4 separate regions of the Mus musculus genome follow, and all the other regions are linked to region 4. Evidence: chromatin loops called from intact Hi-C (ENCODE). Cell type or tissue: heart. All regions are shown on one strand. Links, peaks and the distances in the headings refer to the core of each region. The heading gives the core; the rest is flanking DNA. Region 1 has its middle 4.0 kb from the start of Smndc1. Region 2 holds the start of Dusp5 (dual specificity phosphatase 5). Region 3 has its middle 30 kb from the start of Smndc1. Region 4 has its middle 21 kb from the start of Smc3.

What was found. Peaks named below come from ENCODE experiments on the same cell type or tissue, not always from the same donor. Only the 100,000 strongest peaks of a DNase experiment are listed, where the experiment ranks them.
Region 1: it touches region 4 in a loop (6-fold over the local background); 35 of 42 quality-filtered maps call a loop at or near these places.
Region 2: it touches region 4 in a loop (2.3-fold over the local background); 12 of 42 quality-filtered maps call a loop at or near these places.
Region 3: it touches region 4 in a loop (5-fold over the local background); 25 of 42 quality-filtered maps call a loop at or near these places.

The regions. Positions count from the first base shown.
Region 1 is chr19:53,390,781-53,398,563 of GRCm38, forward strand. No RefSeq gene overlaps it. Among named protein-coding and RNA genes, the nearest start is that of Smndc1, 4.0 kb to the left of the region's middle. In heart, for the core only: a CTCF peak has its summit at 4,003 (motif pointing right); a DNase peak (open chromatin) is centred at 3,901; H3K4me3 peaks cover 490 bases; H3K27ac peaks cover 745 bases.
Region 2 is chr19:53,525,593-53,533,375 of GRCm38, forward strand. Dusp5 (dual specificity phosphatase 5) reads left to right here and starts at 3,553. Exons shown (of 4, transcript NM_001085390.2): 1 at 3,553-4,104. The coding sequence starts at 3,726. In heart, for the core only: a CTCF peak has its summit at 3,703 (motif pointing right); DNase peaks (open chromatin) are centred at 3,449 and 4,229; H3K4me3 peaks cover 3,745 bases; H3K27ac peaks cover 3,657 bases.
Region 3 is chr19:53,416,804-53,424,586 of GRCm38, forward strand. No RefSeq gene overlaps it. Among named protein-coding and RNA genes, the nearest start is that of Smndc1, 30 kb to the left of the region's middle. In heart, for the core only: CTCF peaks have their summits at 3,220 (motif pointing right) and 5,722; DNase peaks (open chromatin) are centred at 3,218 and 4,778; H3K4me3 peaks cover 1,719 bases; H3K27ac peaks cover 1,937 bases.
Region 4 is chr19:53,575,752-53,583,534 of GRCm38, forward strand. No RefSeq gene overlaps it. Among named protein-coding and RNA genes, the nearest start is that of Smc3, 21 kb to the right of the region's middle. In heart, for the core only: a CTCF peak has its summit at 3,367 (motif pointing left); no DNase peak of the experiment used is centred there.

The sequences.
Region 1 (7,783 bases), core at 890-5,889, 190 kb before region 4:
TTTACGTCAGTTCCGCCTCGTGCTGGGAGCGGCAGCGAGTGGTTCTCTGTGGTGGGTGTTGTCCTCCGGTTCCCTGCGGCGTAAACTCGCGAGCCTTTCTGCCCAGCCCTGATGAGATTTAGTACCGGGAACGGGCTGGGAGTGATGGCGGGTGCCTTGTGTCCCACAGGGAGGCAGATGGCGGCGGCGGATCTGAGTCTGAGCCCGCATAGCGAGTTCCAGGCCAGCCAAGGCTACAGAGCGAGACCTTGAAGTCAAGAGAAGGGAAGTTTTTTGTTGTTTAGAAAATAAATATAGCCAATAAAGATAGAGTGATAGAAGTGGAACGGTGACCATTTGAGGTGCTTAGGCATCACCCATGGTAGGTAAAAGCCATGTGATGTAAGAAAATAGAGAAAGGTAGGATGTTTAGAGTCAAAGCTGGCAATCGCTCACCCAGCGATCAACTTCAGCATCACTAGTTGTGAGACAACCTTACTTTATGCATGTTTATGACCGAGTGACAGTCAACATGAAGTGACTGTCACCTCTGAGGAAGTATAATCAAAGCCCTTTTGAGTTTAAAGGAAATAATAAGCATAACGTGTTGAATGTCCGTGAGGAAAGAAACACCCATCCAGAATGTGCGATTTTTTTTTGACTTAAATAATTCAAGAGTAATGTAATTTTAATGAGAAATACCTCCCTTCGTCTTGGCCATTTGGAGTAGTTTAGAGGTGTTCCCTGCCTTGTGCAGATTGGAGAGGTTAAAGACACACACACCACTTAAATTTGAGCTCTCGGCGCTGTATGTGCAGTTTGATGCCGGCTCACAACAAAATACTTCAGCCATCATGTCCTTGGCCTGCTGCTGCCCCTGCCCGGCCATTATAGACTCACTCCGGAGCCATAAGCTAAAATAAAATCGTTAAGCTGCCTTGGTCATGGTGTTTTATCACAGCAACAAAGAAGGAAGCAATGCTATTAAAAGGAGTAAGGACTGTTTTGGATTAGAAGATTAAAAAGATGGGTATGGTGGTGCCTGTGTGTAGTCTCTGTTGTGCCAGGAAATGTTCATGAGCCCCCCCCCAAAAAAAAAACCACCAGGGAGCTGATTCTGATGCAATTGAACTAGGTTCTTTTGTTCAAGCTCGAGCTTGGGCCTCACCACCCTCTCTGATGCAAGAGAACTGGGGGCCGGGGGTGCAAACGCAGGGTTGTAGATTTGTTAGGAAATAACCTGGAAACTGGTGTTGGATGTAGGTTTTGTTGTGAGGTAACCTGGAAACTGGTGTTAGGCACAGGACTTGTTGGGGGGAGGGGGGGGCGTAGCCTGGAAACTGGTGCTAGATACTGGCCTGTTAGTTTACTTGAGTTTAACCTTAGGTCAGGTTCTCTAAGATGGAGTCCGAACCCTGAAGGTTTGGTCTCAAGTACACCAGAGGCAGAGGGAGGAAAATCAACTGAAATTTAAAAAGTGCCTGGACTAGTGTACTCCAGGCCTTCCAGGTCTAATAGCAAGTGCCTATCTCAAGATCCAAACAAGCAAAAGGAGAAATGATAATGAAGTATGTAAATGTTGATTGGATCTTTGTATTAGTCAGACTTCTCTAGAGTCACAGAACTCTATGAAATAAGGAAATTTGTTATGACAACTTACAGTCTGGAGTCCAGCTCCCCAACAATGGTCAGCTGTAAATGGAAGTCCAAGGATCTAGTAGTTGCTCAGACCCACAAGGCTAGTAGATTCCAATAGATGTGCTGGCAAGTAAATGCAAGCAGATATTGAATTTAATGGAGAACGTGTAACAGTTCATGGTACAAATCTCTTAATTCCCTGTAATTTCATTTTGATAATTTTCAAAATGAAAATATGGAGAAATTACTTATAGCCTTGCAAAATAGATTTCGAATGGTTTCATGCCTGTGTGCATGTGTATGCACATGTATGTGTGTGCATGTGTCCCAAAAGACCACCAAGGAGCCGACTCCAATGCAGTTGCACTAGGGTCTCTCATTCAAGCTCCAGTTCTGGCTCACTCACTGCAGACCCTGTCACAGTAGGACCAGAGGGTGAAGCAGCCTTAAGCCCTCAGTGGGACAAGGTTTTATAGGAAATGTCGAGCAAGTGAGAGGGGTTACAGCCTGCCAAGCATCTCACTGAATAACTATTGTAAGCTGACAGGTGGGTGCTCTGAAGCAAAACCATGAACAATCACAGAGGGTCTGAAAGTACATCGCAAACAATCAGACTAATCTTGACTGGCTGTTGCTAGGAAGTAGCTAGGGAGTAACTCTGGGGTACGGGCCAAGGACAAGCCGTGGGGTCCTTCCTGGTACTTGGGTGTGGCTTAGGTTCAGCTGTAAGTCAAGCACTCAGGCTCTTTCTGCTTTAAGATGGAGTAGGTTTGCCCCTCCCATGTGTCCCTGTGCACACGTGTTGGCAACGATGGGAGGAGACTGGAGGAAAATGCTGGGCGATTGCTTAGTAAGTACAGACAGAAGGTGAGAGTACAAATACATATGTGGTCCTCAGAAACAGAGGACAGCAGAAGGGTGGGCCAGACCGCAGGGAAGATGTGGGGAAGGCAGTGGGCACTCGGAGCCCTTTGAAGGCTAGGTAGAAAAGTGTGAGTACTTAGTAGAAGGAATTATTTAGGATGGTTTCAGATTTTTTTTTTAGCCTTTATTTTATATGTACAAGTGTTCTGCCTGCAAGTGTCTGCACCACATAAATGCAGTGCTCATGGATGCCGAAAGGGCATAGGACCTTCTGGGACTGGAATTACAGATGGTTGTAGGCCATCTTGTGAGTGCTGGGAATCAAAGCCTGGTACTGCAGGAGAGCAATCGGTACTCCTAACCACCTCCTTAAAATGGTCTTTAAAAGTGGAGTTACTAGTGCTGGAGAAATGGCTTAGTCTGCAGTTAAGAGCACTGGCTGGTATTCCAGAGGACCCAGGTTCAATTCCCAGCAACCACATGGCAGCTCACACCTGTAACTCCAATTTCAGGGGACCTCATACTCTCACACTGACATACATGCAAATAAAACACTAGTGCACATAAAGCCAAATAAAAGAAAAGGAAGTGGATTTACTGTGCTCCTTTGCAGCACAGCTCCTGAGGGAATCCTCTTACCTGGAATGAACTACAATCCAGAAATGGAGGGCACACTTATGATCCAGGTCTTAAGGCTGAAGGATACAGGCTTTTGACCCAGATCTTGAGGAACAGTGACCATGAAAAGCTTAGGCCCAGGCAGGGTGGTACACACCTTTAATCCCAGGAGACAAAGGCAAGCAGCAGAACTAAGCAGCTTCAGCCATGCAGCCCTGTCTTTTGAGTCAAGGGGCTAAGGTCATAAAATGCTGATTCATGGGCCAATCAAAAGGGAACCTGGAGTAAATGATTGGATTGAGATGCAATTCTTAAGAAAGTAGCTTATGTAAAATAAGAGACTGGGCTTTAGTGTGCAAGAGAGAGCTATCTCCAAAGAGAATCAGCTTGCATCCATGGCACACTCCAAGTCATTTCTTCCACAGCTCCCAAACATCCCTTCCTCAGGACCCTCTCTCCCAAGCTGAGGCTGGTCCTCAGTATCTCTGGTCAGGGGGTGGGGGTCACTACCAGAGGGACTGTATTAAAGGGTCACAGCATTAGGAAGGCTGAGATCCACTGTACTAAGCAGTCTCTCGAGATAATAGCAAGACCTTAGCAACGCCTATATTTTCAAAAATCAAAATGAGCTTTACAGTTTCACACATTCAAGACCAGTAGCTCTTTTTTTTTTTTTTTTGGTTTTTCGAGACAGGGTTTCTCTGTGTAGCTTGGCTGTCCTGGAACTCACTCTGTAGACCAGGCTGGCCTCGAACTCAGAAATCCGCCTATCTCTGACTCCCAAGTGCTGGGATTAAAGGCGTGTGCCACCACGCCCGGCTTGACCAGTAGCTCTTAACTTGATGTGGCCATATTTAGACATTTTACTGAAAACAATTACTAGATGCATTAATATTCAAAACTTCCACTAGGTGGCAGTCAGGATCCAGGCTTCATCTGATGCCTGATTTTTTTTTTTTTTTTTTTTTTTTCTTTTTTTAAATGATGGCAAAAGTGTAGAAACTTTGCCAAAGGGAAGTTTGGGGGAAGTTGGAGGAAGGAAAAAATAAATGCGCATACTAACCATGGCTAGTACTAATAAAAAGTGAGTAACCAAATAAATGCAGGATTACACACGTCTACAGTCAGCCCTGACTGCAGTTTATTACAGATTACAGATTGTTGTTGTGATCTTTCAATGTGCTTGATGAATTCTTTCATTAAACCATTGTGGTGGTGTGAGTATGCCTGGCCCAGAGAATGGCACTATTAGAAGGTGTGGCCCTGTTGGAGTAGGTGTGTCACTGTGGGTGTGGGCTTTAAAACCCTCATCCTAGCTGCCTGGAAGGGAGTCCCCTCATAGCAGCCTTCAGATGAAGATATAGAACTCTCAGCTCCGCCTGCACCATGCCTGCCTGGACCCTGCCATGTTCCCACCTTGATGATAATGGACTGAATCTCTGAACCTGTAAGCCGACCCAAACTAAATGTAGTTTCTTTGGTCGTGGTATCTATTCACAGCAGTAAAACCCTAACTAAGACAACCATTAAACCTTCAGACCACCATATATGGTTCACAACTTTGGCTTGTTAAAATATACACAGGACACGTGGCTTACTTTGAGACCCTAATACATTTATTTAATAGATACTTTCATAGTACCAGTCTCATCTTCTGTAACCACTGCTCCTGAGAGGTTCTCTGTGGTCCTGATGGGGTTTTTCACTCAGAGTTCTGTTTCAGGTCATTGGAGAGTGAGCCCTGGAGGGTGAGGGGTGACAGTTGCTCTGGGAGCGCTAAGCAATTCCATAGAAGGACCTCTAGCTCTGGGGTAGCCCTCATCCACTCCTAATCCATCAGCCAGATCAGCCAGTTAATGGACTGCTCCTGTGAAGAGCCAGTGCTCCTGCTGCTAGGAAACTCAAGCCATTTACTCTGAAGACAAATGTGGGCAGTAGACCATAGTCGCCACAGGAAGCAAGACAGCCTCTGATGTAAGTTTTGTCACAGAGGAAACACGTTAGAACCGGTGAAAGCTTGACGTGATGGTTTGAATGCTCTGCCCAGGCAGTGGCACCATTAGAAGGTGTGGCCTTGTTGGAGTAGGTGTATCACTGTGGGTGCAGGCTTTAAGACCCTCATCCTAGCTGCCTGGAAGTCAGTATTCTACTAGCAGCCTTCAGATGAAGATGTAGAACTCTCGGCTACTCCTGAACCATGCCTACCTGGATGCTGCCATGCTCCCACCTTGATGATACTGGACTGAACCTGTAAGTCAGGCCCAATTAAATGTTGTCTTTATAAGAAGAGCTCTTGGTCATGCTGTCTGTTTACAGCAGTAAAGCCCTAAGACACTTGGGCTGGAGGGATGGCCCAGCAGTCAAGTGTCATATCTCTCTTGGAGAGGACCTGAGTTCAGTTCCCTTGTACCCATGTTGGGCAGCTCACAAGCATCTATAATTCCCTGATGTTCTCTTATGGCCTACTCAAGCACCTGCACCTGAGGGCACATGCCCCCACTCATATGAGTAAAGAAACATCTTTAAAAAAAAAAAAGAAGTTGTGAGAGACACCCCCCTTCCATCATGTTTTCCTGGGGTTAAAGTTAAAAAAGAATGCAACCGAGCCAGGAAGCTGTGTGTGTTGTGAGTGCCTGGTGGTCTTTAGGTTGGTTCATAGGAAGCCATGTTCATTTGCCATCTTTCCTCGTGACTTATAAAATAACCAGGGTCAAGTCACTTTCCTTCTGTGTGTCACACATGGTAGAAGAATATGAAAATGTCACATTCCCCTGTACTCTCATCTAATAAGTTGATGTAAATCAACTAACTGCCCTTAGCAGTCTATAAGCAACAGATGCAACAGCTATGGATGGACTTTTGTTGTTTCTGATGTTAGTGATGATCTATTTTTTTCTTTTGTGTATTGTTCTTGGATAGCTCTATTGTTATTTTAAATATTACTATCATGTAATAAATTCTATTTGAAGACATTATAGGCTACAAAATGTAGTAATTTTCTTAAATTAATAAACCCTGATGGTGGGTTTACTACCTGCCTCAATGGTTTATGTTCCCAAATGAAAGGCACACACACACACACACACACACACACGCAGCCTTTTTTTTTTGGTTTTTTTTGAGACAGGGTTTCTCCGTATAGCCCTGGCTGTCCTGGAACTCACTTTGTAGACCAGGCTGGCCTCAAACTCAGAAATCCGCCTGCCTCTGCCTCCCAAGTGCTGGGATTAAAGGCGTGCGTTACCACACCCAGCCTTTATATTTTAATATACTTTAAACAACACAGTAGCTGGGCTACAGCCTAACCTCCACTACCTCCCACTGATAATTCCGAGCTCCTTCACATGGGGGTTACGCCTCTCTGTTCTCCACTCTTCTCAGGCATGGTACACTCCCAGCATAGCTGATCTCCCTTCTCCTTCCTCCTCCTTCCCCCAGGCCCCATGCTGGGGAAGCCTAAAATCCCCTGTCTGTCCTCTGTTGGCTGGTGGCATGTTTATCAGAACCAACTGTAGGCAGGTTTCCAGAAGCTACATGCAAACATCTTAGGGGGGAACATAATTGGCATTAGAATACAAGCAGCTACAATAAAGCATTACAAATAATATATAATATTTTAACACAGTTTTATTATATAGACCAAGCTAGTCTTGAATATTTGGTCCTCGTCTCCCAAGTGCTAGGATTATAGGCATGGGCTACCACATATGACCACCCGGATCTCTATTTTATTATCAAAGACACACACGTCGCCATTCTCAGCTACTAGAGCACAGCACACAGATGGAGTCTTTAATCCTAGCATAGAGTCCTCCTCTCCCTAGTAGAGCACGTCAGCAGAGAGAAGGTAGCTTCAACGAGCCTGTATTTCCTCAGTCATGTTTCCTCGCTACCACCCCTAAGATTGTGATTCTTAAGTTTATAGAAAGCTTTTTTGTCTTCCCTAATGGATCCAGTCCATAGACAATTACTCATCCCTACACCCATCTCTTTCCTCGGAGTTTCTAGAACAGCACAACATGGCTTTTGTTATTCCTCTGCTAGTAAGTTCCAGTAAGGCAGAATTTCACACATGAAATCCTATCTCATCCCTCCCTCCCCCACCTCTCACTGACCCCATCTGCTCCCAGGTGTAGGCATCTGATGTGAAAGGGGAACTCTGGCTGTGGCTGACACATTTGTTCTTCCTTTTGCTTTACACAAAGAAGGGTGGCCACTGTACAGAGAGTTTCGGTAGCTGTTCTTCCCCTCTGGCACGAATCTAAAGTTGAGCAGATTCATCCTAGAAAATCCGGAAAAGATATGATTCTGTTTTGAATGCCCCCACCAAAACTTACGTTGAAGTTTAATTTCCATTGGAAGTTGTAAAGAATTGGACAAGATCAACCTTAGTAGGTGGTGATTAGGCCTTGAGGTTTCTACCTTCATGAACTAATGAAGTTATAAATTATCGCTCCACTTGGTCTGTAGAAGCCAGTTTGACCCTCTCTGCTGGACGGGCCCTTCTCATTACATGATGTCCTGTTTCACGTCAGGATTCTGCAAAGTCCCATCAACAAGAAGACCAGCACCTGACTCAGGCCCTTGAAATTGAACTTCCGTACCCTCCAGAATCACAAACTTAATGAACTGTCAACCTTTGTAAACTACCCAGACTATATTAATGAGTTAAGTAGCAGCAAAA
Region 2 (7,783 bases), core at 1,251-6,250, 50 kb before region 4:
TCCTTGTGTGTCTCCATCACATCCCTGTGTGTCTCCATCACATCCCTGTGTCTCCATCACATCCTTGTGTGTCTCCATCACATCCCTGTGTGTCTCCATCACATCCCTGTGTTTCCATCACATCCCTGTGTCTCCATCACATCCCTGTGTCTCCATCACATCCCTGTGTGTCTCCATCACATCCCTGTGTGTCTCCATCACATCCCTGTGTCTCCATCACATCCCTGTGTGTCTCCATCACATCCTTGTGTGTCTCCATCACATCCCTGTGTCTCCATCACATCCTTGTGTCTCCATCACATCTCTGTGTCTCCATCACATCCCTGTGTGTCTCCATCACATCCCTGTGTCTCCATCACGTCCCTGTGTCTCCATCACATCCCTGTGTGTCTCCATCACATCCCTGTGTGTCTCCATCACATCCCTGTGTGTCTCCATCACGTCCCTGTGTCTCCATCACATCCCTGTGTGTCTCCATCACATCCCTGTGTGTCTCCATCACATCCCTGTGTCTCCATCACATCCCTGTGTGTCTCCATCACATCCCTGTGTCTCCATCACATCCCTGTGTCTCCATCACATCCGTGTGTCTCCATCACATCCGTGTGTCTCCATCACATCCCTGTGTCTCCATCACATCCCTGTGTCTCCATCACATCCCTGTGTCTCCATCACATCCCTGTGTCTCCATCACATCCCTGTGTCTCCATCACATCCCTGTGTCTCCATCACATCCCTGTGTCTCCATCACATCCCTGTGTCTCCATCACATCCCTGTGTCTCCATCACATCCCTGTGTCTCCATCACATCCCTGTGTCTCCATCACATCCCTGTGTCTCCATCACATCCCTGTGTCTCCATCACATCCCTTTGTCTCCATCACATCCATGTGTCTCCATCACATCCCTGTGTCTCCATCACATCCCTGTGTCTCCATCACATCCCTGTGTCTCCATCACATCCCCTTGGACCTTTTCTTTCTAAATCTTCTCCCATTCACGTGACTTCTTTCCAGCTGTAACCACTGCCTGCCAAGTTCAAGCAAGTCTTTACCGGCTCAGGCCTGGATTATCCATGAAAACTTGCTGTCCCTGTCCCTGACCTCAGTCTGGATCCCACTCCCACTCTCAGATAAAGCCTCCATCCTCCACAGAGCCACTTCCCTGATGACCTCAAATGGTAATTCAACCAGGTCACTAGGACCCAGTGCATAAGGTCCAAATGTCTCAAATTCTCTTTAGTTTTTAAGAATGGGACACATTTTCATTGGCTCCAGTGGGAAAAGACAAATGGGTTGGGCAGTGTGTAGCCTGAGACATCAGGCCTCGTGGGACAAGGTGACAGGATATTTTCTTTGTTGTAGCTTCCAGGTATGTAATTCATGCCTCTTGAAGGAGGGCAATCCAGATTGGCTGGTGTGCAATTCTAGGACCTTAGTGTGAGCCACCGTGAGCTGAACTTTCAGGGGAGCAATCTCTGCTGTGTAGATTGGGGCAGTCTGGTCCTAGGTGAGGGTCTCAGGGTTACTAGGCTGTGCCTCTATGGTACCATTCCAACCTGGCCTAACCTGCATCATGATTTCAGGGCAGCCTGCAGCTCTCTAGGAAGAAGGTGCCACCCAGAATGTTTCATGGGCTGTGGGGATGGTGGGTGAAGCCTCAGACGCTGAGTTTGATCTGTAGGTCCCTCATGGTGGAAGGAAAGAAAGGGTCCCTTGTAAACTGACCTCTGACCCCCCCCCCCCCACACACACACACATGCAAACTGACAAAGTAAATAAACAGAAGCACAATGAAGTGAAGACAAAACCATGGGTTTGCAGAAGTGTTAATTTCTCTCTTCTGAGGGGGAGTCTTTCAAACACCTCCAGGCATAACAGGCTGGGTTGTTTCCTTCACAGCAAGTGGTTTCTACTCATTCTTGGAAGTTTGTCTCAGCTCTCATCGGCTGAGAAACTTTCTCCACTTCCACCACAGCCCACACACCATGGGTGTGCAGACACAGACACTTACAGAGGCCCGAGATGGGACCAGGCCTCCTCCCTGGGCTGGGGCTGATGGATTGGAGTCCTGCTTCCAGCCGTGTTACCAAGCGTCTAACACAAGACTGGCTGGTGCCGGTGCTGGGTATTCTTCGTGAGGCTTGAGATGAAAGACGTGGGTGGAGCCTGCTAGCTACAGCTTTGGTGTTTTTTTGTTTGTTTGTTTGTTTTGTGTGGGGGGTGGGGTGGGTGCGGGCGTCTATATTGCTTAGATTGGCCTCGGGTTTTTGATATTTTTTTCTCAGTCTCAAAGATGCTAAAATTACAGGCCAGCCACTGAATACTCAGGACAGAGTATACAGTGATTGAATCGATTGCTTGAATGAAGATATGACCCAGAAGCAATGCCAGCCATTATTGTTGCTGGGCTGATTGATTGGATAGCAGAATGTGATTTCTGCTTTCTCCTTAAAAAAAAAAATCTCATCCACTTATGGGGGCTGTAAATGGATGCAAGGGTTTGGTTTGTTTTGTTTTCCATGAAAAGATAACAGTGAAATAGTTGGCAAAGGATTTGTAGGCAGAACGCATTTGCATCCCACGTGCCCTGACAGCTAGCAGAGCCCTCAGTAAATACTTGCAGAGGGGACAAATCACACTTAATTTTCCGGGAATGGGGGCAGGCAGCATGAAGCTCCCGAGAGAATAGCGGGGGCAGACAGCCTGGGATTACATTTTATCCACCATAATCCCACAAATCCAGAAGCCACCCGGACAACAGTTTAACTGGACTGAGCCTTACAGCTCCCCACAAGCTGCCCAGAACCACAGAGCTCCCGAGTCGGTGTATTGTTCGGGGGTGGGGGTGGGGCTTTTTGTTTTGTTTTGTTCTTTGAGGCAGGGTCTCACTATGAAGCTCGGGTGGTACATTGGAGAGAGCAATCTTTGGAGAGAGCCAAAAGGGGACTGTCAATCATCCGAAGTAGAATCCACTTGACGTCTCCGGCTCACCCATTCACAACTCCTCCTTTTTACTCTCAGGAACTTTTATTACGGAAAATTAAAAGGTAACAAAAGTGGGGGTAACGTGTTAGAAAGAAGCCCCCAGTATCAAGATGACCAAGCCACGCCGCATCTCGGCTCATCTCAGAGGCTAAATCTCCTTGCAAACGCAGACACAACCGGGAGCGACCGGAATCCGGGATTCACCGGGAGGCCCCAGGGGCTCCGTAGCGCGGCCACGGTCACCTCCTCTTCCCGCACGGCGTGGGTCACCTCGGCCTGGTGGCGTTCCTGACACTCCACCGGTAGTCCGGGGTGATGCGTGAGTGAGTCTCTCGGCGCCGGGCCCCCCGAGAGAGGGAGCGATCGCCCGCCACTTCCTCTTTCTCGCTCTAAGACGCCCTCTCTCCAGCCTGCTCCTTGGGTGGAGGCGGGTGCCCGCAAGCTCCACCCATGGGCGTGGTCAGCCAGGGGGCGGGGAAATACCCATATTTGGCCTTATATGGGCACTCACGTCACAGGACGCGCACTCATTCACATAAAACGCTGCGCTGCCGGCGGAATCCCCAGCTTTCTGGGGCAGCGAGCGGCGGGGCCGGGAGCCCAGCGAGCGGGGCGTGGAGAGCGTCGCGCGGCCCCTCGCGCCGGGCTCCGTTTGCAGGCCACAGCCCCCGCGAGGTGGCCCGCCCGTCCTCTGGCAGCTGTGGGGCGCGCAGCGTCGGGCCGCTGGGTGGCAGCGGCATGAAGGTCACGTCGCTCGACGGGCGCCAGCTGCGCAAGATGCTCCGCAAGGAGGCGGAGGCGCGCTGCGTGGTGCTCGACTGCCGGCCCTACCTGGCCTTCGCCGCGTCGAGCGTGCGCGGCTCGCTCAACGTCAACCTCAACTCGGTGGTGCTGCGGCGGGCCCGGGGCGGCGCGGTGTCGGCGCGCTACGTGCTGCCCGACGAGGCGGCCCGCGCTCGGCTGCTGCAGGAGGGCGGCGGCGGTGTGGCGGCGGTGGTCGTGCTGGACCAGGGTAGCCGCCACTGGCAGAAGCTGCGGGAGGAGAGCGCCGCGCGCGTCGTGCTCACCTCGCTGCTGGCCTGCCTGCCCGCCGGCCCGCGGGTCTACTTCCTTAAAGGTGAGTTCGTCCGGGAGCAGACTGCCCTTTGCCACCCTCCCTTGCTCCCCTGCACCCTGTGTTACCAGGCCCCAGGGTTACCTCCCTGCATGGGAACTCTGGACCGGAGAAAGTCACCACTTGCGGGAGTATGCACCCCGGGGTTTGACGTGCGCTTGGGAGGTCCTTGCAACACGTCAGCGCCCAGGGCTTCCTTCTCCCCACCCGCCTTTCCTCGAAAGCGTCTGGCATCCTGTCTGTCCTCTGGGTTGGGTGGGCTGGGAAGGTGCTGCGGGCGGTGCTCCCTAATAGTTCCGGGGGCCCAGAGCTCATGCTGGTCATTGGCGCCGTTGGCAGGCCACGGGGGTCGGAACCTTTCTGTACAGATCAGCGCGATCAAACAAGTTGAGACCCTCCCCCAGGAGAGTGGCGCCGCGGTGTCCCCTTTCTTCCCGCCTAGACAATTAGAGCACGTTAGGCTGTGTCTTGGTGGGCCTCTTGCCTTTTTGACCCTGGCAAGTCCCTCCCCTTCCTCTCCCTTTATTGCTTTTTATTGTTATCCTCCAGCCTCCTCCTCCTCCTCTCCCCAAATAGGCCGTTCTCAAGCTTAATTTGGGAACTGACAGCTTTCCCACCCCTTTCATCCTGTCATCCCCAGCAGGGGATTATCCTCAGAGACTACCAACCGGCCAACCTAGTTAAGAGAGGTGCTGCAGAGGCTGCAAAGATTCAGAGGAGATTCTGAGGCCTTTGATTTTAGGCCTCCGAGAGCTGCCTGCAGGCCCGACTTATTTCACCTGCTGTCGAGATAACTTTGGCTTCCGGTTGTGGGTGTGTGATTACTCTCAAACCCCACATCATTGATTTCTGGGTCATTTCCTGTGACTGCTCCTGCCTTCTAACCTCAAAAGTATGGGAACACTGGCCTGGGTGCAGGGGAGAGAGCTCTCAGATAGGGCCCCAAAACTCTGATGACTTGTCCAGGAACTCTGTTACGGTTCAGAATTCAGGTGCAGTGAGCTGAAGACCCAGTGTCAAAGCCATGCAAGTTGGAATTTCACACACTGTAGGCCAGGAAGATCCCAAGGCAAGTGGGTAGCTTCCCAGCTAATTAACACCTCTTGCTAACTGTTCCTTGTTGATCCCATTGGGAGATAACAGGTGGATGTTGCTGCAGCCCAGCTGCAGAATCTGCAAGGGTGGGTGGCCTTTTCTAAGCTCTGCAGCGGTCTCTCTCTCACTGTTAAAAAAATGAGGTAACATGTGTCCAGGTGACAATCTGAATAGCCCCAAGGGTGTTTAAGGAGATGTGTGTCTTCAGCCCACCCTAAAACCTAGTTCCTCCCCAGAAGCAACACCAATGAATTCTTCTTGGATAGTGTCTCCCATGGATGGCTTTTAAAAACAGATTGAGCCCATGTCATACCAGATCCTGCCTCTTTTCTTGGAGATCTTGGAGACATCCGTGTTGCTGCATGGTAGTGCCTTCGTCATAACCACTAGGCTGCTTCCAGTCTGGCTGTGTGAAAAGCCGTTACGGAGAGGGTAGATGTCCTTGCCGGTTGCTCTGGCATTGTGGGGTCTTGTCCTTCATTCAGACCGTGAAAGCTTAAGCGTGAAAGAGATATGCCTATGGTATTTGATAGATATTGCTGCCCTTATGACACCACTGAAGTTCAAACTGTGACAAAGAGTCCCTTTCTCTTAAATAGAGCACCCCAGATGTGCATTCGGCTCTGATTTAGTGGCGCTGGGTGTTGGTGCCAGGCCCCTTATACTTCCTACAGTTCCGTCTCCCACTGAAAGGAGATGCTGAAGACCAGTTAGGTGGCTGGGGCTTGCTTCTATAGAGTGCCTGTGCGCTGGCTCTCTGTTCCTTTGGCAACACAGTGATGATTGAAAGTAGACTCACTCTGGAGAAGGTTGAAGCGGCCTGAGGAATTGCTAGCACTCTTGCAATCCGAGTGAGGCACAAGTGAGCCAGCAGAGAGGAATGCTCTGTCTCCACACCTCCGATGGGAGTGGGCGGAAGGCAGAGACCTAATCTCCTGACCCCAGCCTGAAGAGGCAAGCCCTGTGTGCTCTGCCCGTTTCGTGTTAGGTTGTAAGCAACACCTCTTTCTGCCCCTCCTGCCCGCCATCTCTAAATGGTCTGTTTAAAGCCCAGAGACGAGGCAGCCCTATAAGGCCTCTCTTCCTTTAGTTTGGTAGTGCTTGGGCTAGTTTTTCTCCAAATGCCTACAAACCTCTTATTTTGTTTCCTGGAACCCAAACTGTTGAACACAGGTCTAACCCTATGATTTATTGACTAGGAAATAGTCCATTCCCCCCAAGGATATGTGGATTAGCATCAGTCTGTAAGGGGCTGCATTTGGCCTCACCTCTACTCCCAGACCCCTTCTAGCCAGGCTCCCTGTCTTCATGGCAGAGAACATGACCGTGTGTGGAAGACCAGAAATTTCTCCAGGGAGCCAGGGAGCTGTCTGTCTGGTGACCACAGAGGCCATTGGGGAGTACTAAGTGGGGACAGGGGCGGCAGAAGCTGAAAAGAAGCCAGAATGACAAGGTGACTCATCCCAGGAATTGGCTGCAGCTCCGGGGAGGGAGCTGGAGGCTGCCATGTAATCCCGTAACCGTTTGCTGACTGCAGGAGTAAGCCCTCCACTGTTGGGCAGTCAGTACCAAAAGATGGAAACGAGAAATGAAGGTTTTAGAAAGGACTTTGTCTCAGGATGTGTGCTTAACTAGTAACATGACAGCAAGTGAGTCCTTGGGGCCAGTGAAAGACAAGTAGGTTTTCTGGGGCCTCTCTGAAGTACCTCAGGTTGCTCTCTATAAGAACAGAAGGTTCCTAAGCAAGGATGTCCAGTCCACCTCTAAGGCCTTGGCTTTCTAAGGCCTCTGGGGCAGAGTTGTTGTCTTTTCCCTGCTGGTCCTGGGACTCTGATGTGGATACATTTCTGTTACCTAGTCATTTTCTTTTTCTTTTTCTTGAGGCAATCTTCAACTCCTCTTCTTCCTCCTCCTCTTCCACCTCTGCAGCAACCTCCAGCTGCTAAAATGATAGGCATATGCTCCCATCCCCTTAACCCTTAAGTGAGCCGTCCATTGGGGGAGTTGAAATACAATACCGGCATCCTTGCATGTCCAGAAGTCTGCATTTCCCATTTGGTTTCGAATGTACTAACTTGATTTATGACCACATCGGAACTGTAGAAGAATATGTCAGTGACTTTAGGACCTTTCCAGTGAGAGAGGGCAAGCGCTGTCACGAGTGGGAGAGGATACAGCTGCAGTTTTGCTTAGAGCAAACAGGCTAGGGGAAAAGCCAGTTATGGAGTCTTAGAAATCAAAGAAAATTTGCATAATCACACTTTTGTTTACATAAACAAGAGAGGAAAAAAACAGCTTTTGTTTTTTGAAAGGATATGGTTAATATTTACCAGATGCCAGATAAGCCACTTCTGATAGACACAAAACATTAATCATTGCCTCTCTTTGAGAGACCTTTAAAAACTGATTGATTGATTGATTGATTGATGATTGATTGATTGATTGATGATTGATTGATTGATTGAGGGGTATGTGCACCATGAATGCACAGGAACCCCAGAAAAGGTCAGAATAGGTGTTGAACACACGCACACCCCAGCCTGAATTCCACGTGTGAGATGCCTTCTAGGTGCTTTGAACGGAACCT
Region 3 (7,783 bases), core at 1,010-6,009, 160 kb before region 4:
CTCCTCGTGGTTTAGTTGGATAGGGAATTCTCCCTATCTTGTTTCTCTAAACTTTGGTGCATTTTACTTGGTTCTTTGGGTCTGCGGCTTAAATGGATCTATTGATCTTTCTGACCTGCTCAGGATCGTTGCTATTTTTAAGCAGAACTGGGACGTACTAAATAATAGCAATCGGAAACCTTCTCCACTGCTGAAAGTGACCTCCGAGCCAGGCAGGCTTTCAGGATCTGACACAGCAATTGGAGGGACTTCACTCTGTGTATGGGAGGTCTGGGGCTGCGCCTTACCCTGATGCCAGCCTCAGACAATAGTAGATCCATCACTGCCTCTCTCTGTATCCCTCTGTCTTAGTTAGGGTTTTACTGCTGTGAACAGATACCATGACCAAGGCACTCCTATAAGGACCACATTTAATTGAGGCTGGCTTACAGGTTCAGAGGTTCAGTTCATTATCATCAAGGCAGGAACATGGCAGCATCCAGGCAGGCATGGTACAGGAAGAGGTGAGAGTTCTACATCTTCATCTGAAGGCTGCTAGCAGAATACTAGCTTTCAGGCAGCTAGGATGAGGGTCTTAAAGCCCACACCCAGTGGCACACCTATGCCAAAAGGGCCACATCTTCTAATAGTGCCACTCCCTGGGCTGAGCATATACAAACCATCACACCCTCTAATATGATCTGTGAGCTGCTCACCAGCAACTCACATAGGTTCTCCGAGTGCAGGGTGGGTGGGAGTTGCCTTTTTTTTCTCTGTAACAAAGCCCCACAACTGTCCAGAACGTGGGTCACCATATGGTAGCCTCCAGGCTTGCCCTTATGCCTAGAAGAGATGATTATTAGCCCTTTTTAGGTAGGGGTACACCTGGAGTCTAACTGATGGAAATATGAAGTAAGCCGCAAGGTGGCTGCTTGTGTTTTGTAAGGACATAACATGAGCCACTTGATTCAGTTCCACACACCAAGCCTGATGCTCGGAACAGGGCTGAGAGCTGAGCAGTTCTCTGCCTGCATGTCACTGCCTCTCGGCCCCTTCTGTGGCAGTTCCATACAGCTCCTGTCACCAGTGACTAGAACATTTCAGAATAGTCACATGTGGTCTTTCTCTGGCCCTTGAACCCTACCAGGGCAATATATTATTCCCCACAGAGGATATAGCTGGTCAATCATTAAATATCCTCCATTTTCTGGGGGAACACACCACACTGAAATAGAAGATATTCCTACAAGAGTCACAGGTCCAGGGACACGACAGCCTAGATAATTAATAATAACATACCAGATTAGGCTTCCCAGAACCAGATCAAATGGATCCATTCACCGTGACCCCTAGAAAATGATGGTAGCTGCCCATGGGATGTAAAACCATGCCAGGAGGCTTGGTTAGGTAAAGTGGGTTGAGATCTGGAGACTTGGTGGGTACACACCTGAAACTTCGGCGACTCCTCACTCCCTGCCAAATACCTGACCTGGAACATGTGCCATGCACCCCACATAAGAAAACATGACCAGTGTTCATGCAGGCCCATGCTAATGAAGATACCTAGAGGATTTAGCCAATAAGCTTCCCTTTCCACTCCTCCCTACAAAGGGTATTTAATCTTGGGTCCTCTCTTAGAAGTTGGTACAGTATGCATCCATTTTCCATGATGAACAGTTTAGAACCGCGGACTGTCTTTTCCATCAAGATCTGCCATGGGGAGCCATGGAGAAGGCATTAGACTATCGAGCTGTTGCTTAATTCTCCCATAGAAGGCCTCTCTGCGTTCCTAGCCACAACAGCCACCAAGCTAAGGACAATCACAGCTGAGCTAAGCTGGAACTTCCCCCTTCCTCTGGCCCCGGGCTTCAGCCCACGGCCCCCAACTCTGCTCTCAGCTCCTTATGACTCAGCAGCACCTAGATGTCCAGGAGTTTGGGAGCGCCTGGTCTCGGCCCCATCGTGAACCTGTGGCTCCCCAACACTTCATTCAACTTCTCTGTGTGGTTCTCCAGTGGTGACTGGGGGCCCAGAAGCCAGAGAATATAGCTTCACCTTTCTCACATCTCAGACTGCACCTTCCCACTCCCAGAGACGGAGACGTGTCTGAGCACTGCGCAGGATAAGCACAAACTCCCCACCGTTCACCTCCCAAGCAGCCATGCCCTGTAGCAGGGTGGACCTCGGACCAAGAGTTGCCCAGAGAAGCTTAGACCGTGCTGGCGGTCAGTGTTGAGCATCAGGAGGAGGAGGAGGAGTGGTGGTCTGACAGGGGCAGGACTCCTTGTGCCAACTGGCAAATCAGTCCACGTGTGATTTCAAACTACCTTATAAAGCAAGTAAAAACCCAAAACGTGTTCCAGACTTCAGACCTGACCTTCTTTTTTTCTTTTCATTAGAAAAAAAAAAATCTCATTTCTTCCAGGGTGAGTGAGGATGGCTTTGAACTTCTAGTCCTCCTGCGTCTGTCTACCCCGAGCTGGGGTATGTGTCACTGTGGTCCGTTCTATACGATGCTAGCTGGGCAGAACCCGGGGCCTTATGTGTGCTCTGCCAGCCCGACAGACTCCTCAAGGTCTTTGCTCAGACACCTATAGCAGTGGCCCCATACCTTGAACTGGGATTTTTGCCACTTCCTTAAGCTCTGAGACCAGCGTTGTGGGAGTTCAGGGAATGGAGATTTAAGCTGTGTGGCAGGGTCTCAGCGGGCTTCTTAGAAAAGGTAGTGTGACTGGAACTCTGCGAATCAGGGTCCTATGGCAAACACCGCACTAGCAGTAAAAGATGGACCGACAGAGCAAAGACTTAAGCTGCCAGAAGAAAGTTGGCTTCCGTACACGTATTTTCTAGCTTCGGATTCATCTTTTCTCTGTGTTATATCACTGATGTAGGCAAGAGGAAACAGATTAAGGACTTCTTCCCAGTTTTCACCCCCAAATTTCCATTTCTGTGTGTATTTTGTCATTTTTCTTAGAGGAAGTGAACACTCAGACCCATAGTCAAGCTTTATGGCAGAAGACTCTGGTAAGGATGGAGACAACGTCTGTAAGAAAACTACTGCAGATGAAGGGTTGGCCAATGGTGGCTTGCTGGACAAACCTGGCCTGCTTTCTGTTTTTGTCAATAAAGTTTTATTAGAACACAGCCTCCCTCATCATTTCCATACTGTCTGAGGCTACTTCCACACTCCAACGGGAGAGCTGAGTAGTCGGGGTGTAAGAGCGTCAAGTTTGACACTCTCCACTAGATGGCGCCACTAGAGGGGGGTCCAAGGATTGAATGTCTTAAAGAAAATTGGGCCTGGCTTCATGTCAGGCAGTTCATAACTGCCTGTAACTCCAGCTCCAGGAAAACTCAACATCTCTAGTCTCCGCAGCCATACACACATGCATATGTGCACACACACACACACACACACACACACACATGCATATGTGCACACACACACACACACACACACACACACACACACACACACATGCATATGTGCACACACACACACACACACGCATTTTATTCTTTTTTGTTTGTTTTTTGTTTTTGTTTTTCAAGACAGGGAGGGCTTCTCTGTGTAGTCTTGGCTGTCCTGGAACTCACTTTGTAGACCAGGCTGGCCTCGAACTCAGAAATCCGCCTGCCTCTGCCTCCCGAGTGCTGGGATTAAAGGCGTGCGCCACCACACCCGGCCACACACACATTTTAAAGTTGGGGGTCTCACTCTGGCTGTTCTGGAACTCACTATGTAGACCAGGCTGGCCTCAAACTCACAGAAACCCACTTGTCTTTGTCTCTCCCAAGTGCTGGGATTAAAAGTGTGTACCACCACGCCCAGCCATATAAATAAAATAAAATCTATCTATCTTTCTTTCTTTCTTCCTTCCTTCCTTTCTTTTGTTTTTTCTTCTTTTGGAAAACTAAGGAAAAAGAATCACATTTCCTAGTTACAAAAGAACGGAACTCTTCAGAGTGACACTTAGTGCTCATAATAGCAAATTTGTACGGTGCTTACTGTGTGCTAGCCAACATTGTAAATGCTTTACGCATAAGATTATTTAATACTATGATCAGTCCCATTTTAGTCATGAGGAAACTAGGGATACCAAGAGATCAAGTACTGGAGTTCACAGAAGGAGAGCATAGCAGACAGAGGCAGAGTTTCACACTGGGTTGCATTAGCCGCCCTCCCCCGCCGCCACCCCGCCCCCCAGTGCCTCTAAGCCTTTCACCCTTAGGAATCCGAGGCAGTCATTAGTTACTCCCCCTCCTCCCCCCGCAAAGGTATGGAGCCATGCTGGATGGAACCCAGCGTGGAATGCTGTAACAAAGAACCAATTGTTGCTTTCTGCTTGCGCATTGCATTTTCGTCACGGCAAGCAACACACGCGTGTGTGACACCTGCCACTCACCTAGGATCACAACTATTTACAGGGTGCTGACTCTCTTTTGATGCACTGGCCTCTGGAGGAGGAGAGCTATGACAGAGCAAAACCTCTTCCGGAGCAGAGACAAAGTGCTCAAGCCACGGAGCAGTGATCTAAGACAGAGTCACCAGCTGAGTAAGGTGGGAAGGGATGTGGTGGGCCCCTATCAAGACGCTCAGAGACGAGTCAGCCAGGCAGTGAGGGACGGCTCAAGTCAACCCAGGTTGTAGGACTCTGTTAAAAGCCTCTCTCATGATTAACTAGAAAGAATGGGACAGAGGCAGGGCCCGCCCCACACCCATTAGCACCAATCAGCTGTCTTCAACTTCCTGAATAGCCTATCATAGCTCATTTCTTGTCCTCCTGAAAAGGCGATTGGTGCAAGAAAGTTAAAGACTTGGCGGCTGCAAGAAAAGGCAAAAGAATTTCATGCAGATCTTTTCACCTGAGGTGGCCGGGAGGAAGGAACTGGAGCATAGTGAGGGGGAATAAGGCAGTTTCTAGGAGCAGACACCTATCTACCGAACTGAGGTCACTTAGCCCCTGCGCGTGCTGTTCCCTGATGTCCAAGGTCAGACCCCACCTCCAGCTGCTGGGGACTCTGGAAAGCAGAGAAGCTGACTGCTAAGAGGAGGCTAGTCCATAGCTGTTGGTATCAGGGCTCCTCACCCACCCCTTACCCCCAGCAGGAGCCTCGGAGGAGAAAATGGCTTGTACCTCTTTGTGGCATAAATCTTTCACCTCACCTCTACCATCCCAACACTGAGAGAAATAGGAGGAAGGAGGAAGAATTTGGTGGTCAGGGTTCCCTCCTTGTGAGAGTTATACACAGCTGCAGTCATGAAGATGTGGGTGTCAGGTTACAAAAAAGAAGAAGAGGAAGAAGGAGAAGGAGAGGAGAAGGAGAAGGAGGAGAGGAGAAGGAGGAGGAGGAGGAGGAGGAGGAGGAGGAGGAGGAGAAGGAGGAGGAGGAGGAGGAGGAGGAGGAGAAGAAGAAGAAGAAGAAGAAGAAGAAGAAGAAGAAGAAGAAGAAGAAGAAGAAGAAGAAGAAGAAGAAGAAGAAGAAGAAGAAGAAGAAGAAGAAGAAGAAGAAGAAGAAGAAGAAGAAGAAGAAGATATTCCACCTAAACGGGGGGGGGGGGGGGGGGATCGTGTGAATAACAGGCTACTCTCTGCGCAGCGCCATTATTTGGAGGCGAGCCCAGAAGGCAGAAGGACCTGTTCGAGTTCCTTAATTATGCCTTGGTGCCTGCAGTCCTCAGGAGAAACCCATCCTTAGAACCGTGACTGATAGTCTCTCAACCACTAGTGGGCAGGCTAGCTGGGAGTGGGAGTGGGAACGGGGGCAAGATGCCGTCCCAGATCCAATGGGCTGTTAAAGAGCAGCAGAAGACCGAGAACAATCCGAGAGGCCAGTTTGGATGTGTGCCCTTGCTGGATGGAACCTCAGCTCTGAGGAGCAGGACCCCACTCGCCATTCCTCTGTGCTTTAGAGGTTGAAGCAAGCACCCAGCTACATTCAGGCCTGTCTAAGATTTCAGAAATGAGGGGCAGAGGTCATTTATTTCAGTAGTCAAAGTCCAAAATCATATGTCTCAGTTAGCTTTAACTGTCAACTTGACACAGCCAAGAGTCACCCAAGAAGGCAGTCTCAGTTGAGAGACTGCCCAGATCAGATTGGCGGGTAGTCATGTCTATGGGGGTGGCGGATGGTCTCGATTGTTAATTGATAAAAATGGACCCAGCCCACTGTGGGTGACATCAGTCCCTGTGTCGGATGGGTCTTGGGCTGAATAAGAAAGTTCCATTAAGAATGAGCTAGCAAGCAGCATTCCTCCATGGTTTCTGGTTCAAGCTCCTGGTTCAGTTCCTGCCCTGATTCTCCTCCGTGATGAACTGTGACCCGGAAGTGTAAGCCAAGAAGCCCCTTCCCTCCACTAAACTGCTTTTGGTCGGAGTGTTTTATCATAGCAACGGTAAGGAAACTAGAACACTACTCCATGCCATCATTGATTTACCTTAGTGAGTGGCTGCAGGGAGCCCCAGACACCAAGGATCCAGGTCCTGCTCACAGTGACCTTCTCATGTAATGGGCCACACAGAGCTGAAACAAATACATACAAAACTGAACATCACTTTGCTGTGACAGAAGAGGGCCAGGCGCTAGGGGTGAGGTGCCAAAAGCTGAGCGGATGGCTAAGAGGAAGTGGGCAAACCTGGGGGAGGGGGAGTGGCGAGCTGGCGGAGGGGGAGGAGTCTCCGCACACCTGCAGAGCGCACAGCATGGGGGCGCCGAGGCTACCCCGGACCACCCACACTGGGGAGGGGAGGAGAGAGCGCCACACTGAGGCTGGACTCAGTCCGATAGATTTCTCCTGGGACTTCCCCAGGACTACATTCTTTCTCCGCAGCGAAACTTGTTACCAACCTCCCCACACACTCTCATTTCTTAATATTTTCGAACACACAGGGGCATTCCTGTTTCCTGTCTGTGCGTTTCCATGCGGTTGTCGCTGCCCTCCCCATTGCACGGAGCAAAAATACCGGTCTGAAGAAGAGAATGAGACACAAGAAAGACCTTCTGAGGGGGTAGGATCTAATTTGGGATATCCTTCTTCAGAGAGCCCACTTGGTGCTAAAGGCAGAGCAGCCACTATGGAAGAGGGGAGGAGCCGAGGTTCAAGCCCATCCTGCTTCTTGAGTCCCAGCCTACTGGGTCACCGTGAGCAAGTCACAAGCATGTGAGTACGCGCGCGCGCGCGCACACACACACACACACACACACACACACACGTGTCACCTCATGTGTGGCACGAGAGGAATGTACCTGTTAAGGTTTCACACCTGGGACCCACAGATGTGCGTTAGAGGGCTTTAAGAACCCCTCAAATTGTATGTGGAACATCTATGGGTATCATTCAATTCCCATAAAGAGTTAGGGTGACAGAAGCCCACAGTGTTCAGCGCTCAGATATTGGGATCATAGTACATTTACTGCAGATACACAAGTGTTGGAACCTCAGACAGCACTGAGGGGCAGGGGTGACCTAGGGAAGGGAGGTCAGCTACAAACAGGAAGTATAACTCATTCATTTGTGGTAAACTACCTCAGAGAGACGCAGGTAAAAAGATGTGACTCCAGGCGACAGTGATTCGCTGCTTACCTTCCCCCATCCTTAATAAATATTTGTTATAATTTCATTTTGTTTCATAGTCTTATGTTCTTTTGTTAATCAAAGGATGGTTCAAACCGCATGGCTTTGGACCACATGAAGCCCACAACATCCCACCCCTGGGTTTAGGGCGCAACCTAGGCCACCTTAGCCCAGGATGCCTGGACAGGCTGCTGCTTCCTGTTTCTTTTCCTCTCTTTCCCCAACCTC
Region 4 (7,783 bases), core at 1,486-6,485:
AAAACATGAAGCAATTGGCGGATGGATGTTACCATTACACTTATCTACTGCAGACTCTCAGTAATCAAAGCCATGGTTGCAAGACAAAATAACAAACACGTAAGGCAGGCATAGTGCTGCCAGCACTGTGGAGGGTGACACTGGAAGACTGCAGTGAGCCCCAGGACAGTCAGCTACATACAGAGCAAGACCCTGTCCCAAATCCTAGCAAGGGGATATGTCCAGGTTCCCAGCATGTATCCACTTAGGTCAGCTGCTGATGGGGGTGGGGACTAGGTTATCAAGTTAGGATCAAATTTGACTCGGAGGCCCAAACAAACAAACAAACAAACACAACCAAAAATAACAACAACAACAAAAAAAAACCGAACAAACAACAACAAACCAACCAAACAAGAAAACGAAACCAGAAAGAATGAAGCAAAGAAACATTTAAGGTCAAGTCTTCCGTAGCAGGCATCGGTGCCAGGTGCCAGGACCAATGTAACATTTCTCCTTTACGCCTGGCAACAATCTTGCTACATTTCGTAGATTAGATAAAATTCCTGAAGTCAAAGGGTAGAGCCAAGATTTAAAACTGGTCTGTCTAAAACTACCGCTCACTGCCTCTTTAGTCTTGCCTGGCTGCTGGGTCTTTGCTCTCTCAGCTGAAGAATGAAGGAGTTGGGTGGTCTCTGGGCTCCAGCTCAGCTTATGTTCTCTCTCTCTCTCTCTCTCTCTCTCTCTCTCTCTCTCTCTCTCTCTCTCCCTCCCTCCCTCCCTCCCTCCCTCCCTCCTTTCTTTTTTGATTATTTTATTTATTTACATTCCAAATGTTGGCTCCTTCCCAGTCCCCGTTCCCAGAGTCCTTCACCTCTCCCCCCTCCCCTTTGTCTCTGAAAGGGTGCTCCCCCCCACCCCCACTCCCCACCGCCAACCTCCCCCCACCCCTTCAGCTTACGTTTTCTTTCTTTTTTTTTTTTTTGGTTTTTTTGAGACAGGGTTTCTCTGTATAGCCCTGGCTGTCCTGGAGCTCACTTTGTAGACCAGGCTGGCATCGAACTCAGAAATCCGCCTGCCTCTGCCTCCCGAGTGCTGGGATTAAAGGCGTGCACCACCACGCCCGGCTTCAGCTTACGTTTTCAAGTGATCACTGACTGTGCTATTGCCCTCCAGGTATTGCGATTTACATCCTTATAACACCCTCTGAAGTACTACTCTATTTCCACTTTACAAATGGGGAAACTGAGGTTGAACCCCACTTGTAGAATCCAGAGTCACATAGCTACTTTTTGGCTTTTTGTTGGGTTCTTAAACCAAACTCTGGCTCCTGACCCCATACAGCTTCTGCAGTCTCCAGCGGTTTTCGAGGGAGCCTTTCCGCGCTCCTGCAGAATTGGAACAAAGCCAGGGGAGCTGTAGGCTGAGTTCTCAGTGCGTGGGCCTCCTTCTTTGGATTTCAAAGGTTCACTGAAGTTCCGTGAGAGTCAAAGGTGACTCCGAGTGGAAGATTAGCTGAGATTCAGAGCTGGCCCTGGCACCACTGGACTTAACTGTTTTCTCTGATCTTGTTGTCAAGGCAACCTTAGGACTCTGTGCTTCTGAAGTTATTCTTCCCCTTGCCTTCTCCAGACAGCCATTCCCAGTGACCTCCTGGTGAATGACTGAAGATTAGGTAATGTGAAATTAAAAAAAAAAAATTGTTAGGACTTTCATACTCGCTCCAGGCTGAACAAGAGGTATTTTGTAAGTGTCTGTCTACGTCACTGCTGGACCACAGTGACTTACAAAGTACCTGGAACAGAGTGGGGAGCTCAGAAAATGTTCAGTGTATGCGTGCAAAGATGATAAGTTATGGAAAGGAGGCTGCCACATTTCCCACAGGCTAAGAACCTAGGTCAGAGTAATAGGCTAAGGCTTGTAGTGGCCAGTGAGATTGCTTAGTGGGTAAATATACTGCCATCAACCTGACAAGCTGGGACCTGTCTGGTGGAGGGACAGAGCTGGGCTAATTCCTGAAGGTGACTTCCACATGTAGGCTGTGATGCATATGTATACACGCACACATGCACACACACACACACACACACACACACACACACACACACACACACATGCACACACATACACACATCAGAGAGAGACAGAGACAGACAGACAGACAGACAGACAGACAGACAGACAGACAGAGAGATTATAATTTTTTGAGATGGGGGGATTTACTATATAGCCATGGCTCACTATGGCTATATAGCATCTTCACTATGAAGATGAGGCTAGCCTTGAACTCACATAGATTTGCCTGTCTTGTCTCCTGAGTACTGTGATTAAAGGATTAGTAGTGGTGACCTCCCATGAAAGGGAGTAAGGGAGATGGCTCAGCCAGTGAAGGTATTCTTGCTGCCAAACCTGACTATCTGAATTCAATCCCAAAACTCCATGGTGGAAGAAAGCCAACCCCTCCGACCTCTACATAAGCAACCTGTCCTTTGACCTCCCCATGAGTGTCATAGAACATGCATATCTACACACATAATAATAAAATGTAATAAAAGTGTTACACAAATGCATGCATATAGATATAGATACAGAGATATAGAGATATATATAGAAAGTAAAAGCTCAGATCACCTTTGAAATGATGACCTGTGCCCTGCTGTCTCGTGTCTCCATACCTGTGAGCTTCAGCTGCCCACGGAGGAGTTCTGCCCACTTCAGCCTTCTGGAATGGGACACCAAAGATGTCACTCATCTCCCCACCCCCACCCCCTCTCTCTGTGTCTGTCTCTTAAGTTATGAAGTAGATGCAACACAAAATTTACCATGTTAACTATTTTTAGTGTTTACATTTCCATTTTTGGGCAACCAACATGGTACAAAGTTCTGTCTTTCACTTACATTCATCATAGTTTCTACTGCCATCTTGGATTTTAGCCACAAGTACACAGTCACGGTTTAATGTCTTTATCACTGTCTGTCTGTCTGAATGTATATATGCATGCATGCATGTACACATGTATGTGTGTATGCATGCATGTATTACACATGTATGTGTGTATGCATGTATGTATTACACGTGTATGCGTGTATGCATGCATGTATATATGCATATGTGTATGTATGTATGCATCTATGTATGTACTTTTATTCATTTATTTGGTGGGGAAAGATACATGGGATTGCACATGGAGGCATAATGACTCTGGCAGGGACAGGTCCATGTGGGCCAGCAGGCTTGGTGTTAAGTACCTTTTATCCACTGAGCCCTCTTACCAGCCATAAAGCCTTGAGTCTTAGTACGGCACCAGATGACATGAATGTTCAGTAAATAATGGCCACTGATTGATTTTTGTGCTCCTCACACCGATTCGTAGCTTTGAAGCGCCCTCTAGTGGCAATGATGAAAATGATGCGAAGAACCACCTAAGTCTATTTGCTTTCTAGCAGGTGGTGACCACAAATGTCATCTTGTGTCCCTGTCTTTTGTGTTGTTTTCTTACTGACTTCACTGAGTATGAAATTCTAGTCAGTTAAAAGTTGAGTGTAATGGTTTTGTAATCCCAGAATTTATGACATGGAAGCAAGAGGTTTGCTGGAAGCTACACAGTAAGTTCCAGGCTAGTCTGGGTTACCTAGGGAGAGCCTGTTTCAGAAAACACACAGCCAGGTGCACACCTTTAATTCTAGCACAGAGGCAGAAGCAGGTGAATTTCTGAGTTTGTACACAGTGAGCCTTGTCTTAAAACAAACAAACAAACAAACAAACAAACAAAACCAAAACCCAAAACAAAATAACAATATTGGAACAAAATAAAAATCCCAGCAACCAAACAAAACAAATAAGGTGAACTGAATGATGTTTTTCGGATAGTCTAGGAGGAACTCCGTGTTTTGTTTGGTGGTTTGTTTGTTTGTGGGGGGTGCAAAGCAATTCATTTATACAATCAAAATGAATTAATGCACACATGATATCGAAACAAAAACATGCAAAAAACAAAAATAAGATTCAAGAGATAAAAGTACACTCCAACAAGAACAAACATAGCTGGGTGGTGATGACCCAGGCCTTTAATCCTAGACTTGGGAGGCAGAGGCAGGAGGATCGCCAAGTCCCAGGACAGCCTGGTCTACAGAGTGAGTTTTGGGCCATCCAGGCCTTCACAGAGAAACCCTGTTTCAAACAAACAAACAAACAAACAAACAAACAAACCAAAAGAACTAAATATACAAAAAATAAAACATAACCCTAGGAAAAATAATGTCTGCATTGGTGCATGTCTGCTCAATGTTTTTAATTAATATAGAGAATTGCATTTTCTGGTGTTCTGATTTCATAACTAAATGAAAAGTCACAAGTTAAAATAGTGTTTGCCTGATTTTTCTGAGCATTGTGTATACCAACAGCCAGAGGCTTTAATGGGTAAACGACTCTTACACTGGCTTAAACTGTCCAGTCCAGGAAGAATGGACTCCAAGGAGACACTGCAAGGTGGGATGTATGTGAGAACAGTTTCTGTTTTGTTCAAATAAGAAGTGAGCAGTGGCCAGAGCACCTGGGGGAGCCATCTTGGTTCCCGGATCCCTCAGAGACTGGTCTGTGCAGGTGAGAGTGTGGACTACAGAAGCTAACAGCTTCTGGGACAGGCAGAAGCCACACAGCTTCTGGGCCAGACCCCGTTTTGGGCTCCAGACATCCGGGCACTGACCCTGGCAGAGGAGAGGTGTCCGCCCTACCAGGGAGGGCTTTGCTGGAGCACCTGGGGAAGTCATCGCTGGTCCGGGATCTCTCAGAGACTAGACTGTGTAGGTGAGAGTGTCGACTACAGAAGCTACACAGCTTCTGGGACAGGCCCTGTTTCGGGTCTTCATCTTCTGCCAGGAGGCAGGTCCAGATATCTGTGCACCTTCCCTGCAAGAGGAGAGCTTGTCTGCAGAGAGTGCTCAGACCACTGAAACTCAGGAGAGAGCTAGTCTCCCAGGTCTGCTGATAGAGGCTAACAGAATCAAGAGAGGACCAAGCTCTAACCAGAGACAGCTATAACAACTATCTCCAGAGATTACCAGATGGCTAAAGGCAAACATAAGAATCTTACTAACAGAAACGAAGACCACTCACCATCATCAGAACCCAGCACTCCCACCTCAGCCAGTCCTGGATATCTCAACACACCTGAAAAGCTAGACCCGGATTTTTTTTTTTTTTTTTTTTTTTTTTTTTGGTTTTTCGAGACAGGGTTTCTCTGTATAGCCTTGGCTGTCCTGGAACTCACTTTGTAGACCAGCCTGGCCTCGAACTCAGAAATCTACCTGCCTCTGCCTCCTGAGTGCTGGGATTAAAGGTGTGTGCCACCACGCACGGCTAGACCCGGATTTAAAAGCATATCTTTTGATGATGGTAGAGGACATCAAGAAGTACTTAATAACTCACTTAAGGAAATACAGGAGAACACTGCTAAACAGGTAGAAGTCCTTAAAGAAAAACAGGAAAATACAACCAAACAGGTGATGGAGTTGAACAAAACCATACAAGACCTAAAAAGGGAAGTAGACACAATAAAGAAAACCCAAAGTGAGGCAACGCTGGAGATAGAAACCCTAGGAAAGAAATCTGGAACCATAGATGTGAGCATCAGCAACAGAATACAAGAGATGGAAGAGAGAATCTCAGGTGCAGAAGATTCCATAGAGAACACCGGCACAACAATCAAAGAAAATACAAAATGCAAAAATACCCTAAGTCAAAACATCCAGGAAATCTAGGACACAATGAGAAGACCAAACCTACAGATAATAGGAGTAGATGAGAATGAAGATTTTCAACTTAAAGGGCCAGCAAATATCTTCAACAAAATTATAGAAGAAAACTTCCCAAACCTAAAGAAAGACATGCCCATGAACATACAAGAAGCCTACAGAACTCCAAATAGACTGGACCAGAAAAGAAATTCCTCCTGACACATAATAATCAGAACAACAAATGCACTAAATAAAGATAGAATATTAAAAGCAGTAAGGAAAAAAGGTCAAGTAGCATATAAAGGCAGGCCTATCAGAATTACACCAGACTTTTCACCAGAGACTATGAAAGCCAGAAGAACCTGGACAGATGTTATATAGACACTAAGAGAACACAAATGCCAGGCCAGGCTACTATACCCAGACAAACTTTCAATTACCATAGATGGAGAAACCAAAGTATTCCATGACAAAACCAAATTCACCCAATATCTTTCCACGAATCCAGCCCTTCAATAGATAATAACAGAAAAAAAAATACAAGGACGGAAACTACGCCCTAGAGAAAGCAAGAAAGTAATCTTTCAACAAACCTAAAAGAAGACAGTCACAAGAACAGAATGCCAATTCTAACAACAAAAATAATAGGAAGCAACAATTACTTTTCCTTAATATCTCTTAATATCAATGGACTCAATTCCCCAATAAAAAGACATAGACTAACAGACTGGCTACACAAACAGGATCCAACATTCTGCTGCTTACAGGAACCCATCTCAGGGAAAAAGACAGACACTACCTCAAAGTGAAAGGCTGGAAAACAATTTTCCAAGCAAATGGTCTGAAGAAACAAGCTGGGGTAGCCATTCTAATATCGAATAAAATTGACTTCCAACCCAAAGTTATTAAAAAGGACAAGGAGGGGCACTTCACACTCATCAAAGATAAAATCTTCCAAGAGGAACTCTCAATTCTGAATATCTATGCTCCAAATGCAAGGGCAGCCACATTCATTAAAGAAACTTTAGTAAAGCTCAAAGCACACATTGCACCTCACACAATAATAGTGGGAGACTTCAACACACCACTTTCATCAATGGACAGATCGTGGAAACATAAACTAAACAGGGACACAGTGAAACTAACAGAAGTTATAAAACAAATGGATTTAACAGATATCTACAGAACATTTTATCCTAAAACACAAGGATATACCTTCTTCTCAGCACCTCATGGTACCTTCTCCAAAATTGACTATATAATTGGCCACAAAACAGGCCTCAATAGATAGAAAAATGTTGAAATTGTCCCATGCATCCAATCAGATCACCATGGACTAAGGCTGATCAACAACAACATAAATAATAGAAAGCCAACATTCACGTGGAAACTGAACAACACTCTACTCAATGATACCTTGGTCAAGGAAGGAATAAAGAAAGAAATTAAAGACTTTTTAGAGTTTAATGAAAATGAAGCCACAACATACCCAAACTTATGGGACACAATGAAAGCATTTCTAAGAGGAAAACTCATAGCTCTGAGTGCCTCCAAATAGAAACTAAAGAGAGCACACACTAGCAGCTTGACAACACACCTAAAAGCTCTAGAACAAAAGGAAGCAAATTCACCCAAGAAGAATAGACAGCAGGACGCCCCCGCCCCCACATTCTCTTGCCTGAGGCAGTTAACTCCCCTGCCTACCCTGTTATTTTCTCTTCCAATATGAATTCGAGCTTACCCTTCATGGACTTAGTCACTACTACATGACAATTAGAAGACATCTGGCCCACAGAGGAAATTCTCTGCTTCACCACCCATGTCTCCTCTCTGGTCCTTGGATCCAGCTACACAATATGACCATGGGGGACTTTCATGATAATCTAATCTACGGCACCATGTTAAGCAGGGAACTTCATGTCCCCTTACTGATTACAAACCCCCAAAGGATCCCCAAGTGTATCACGTCCACCCCTGCCTCACTGTCCAAGGGTCCCTGAAATGCCCATTTTCAGGGGCATCCTACCCCTTGGGAATCCTGCCAGCCGGCATGAGGTTTAAGATTCAC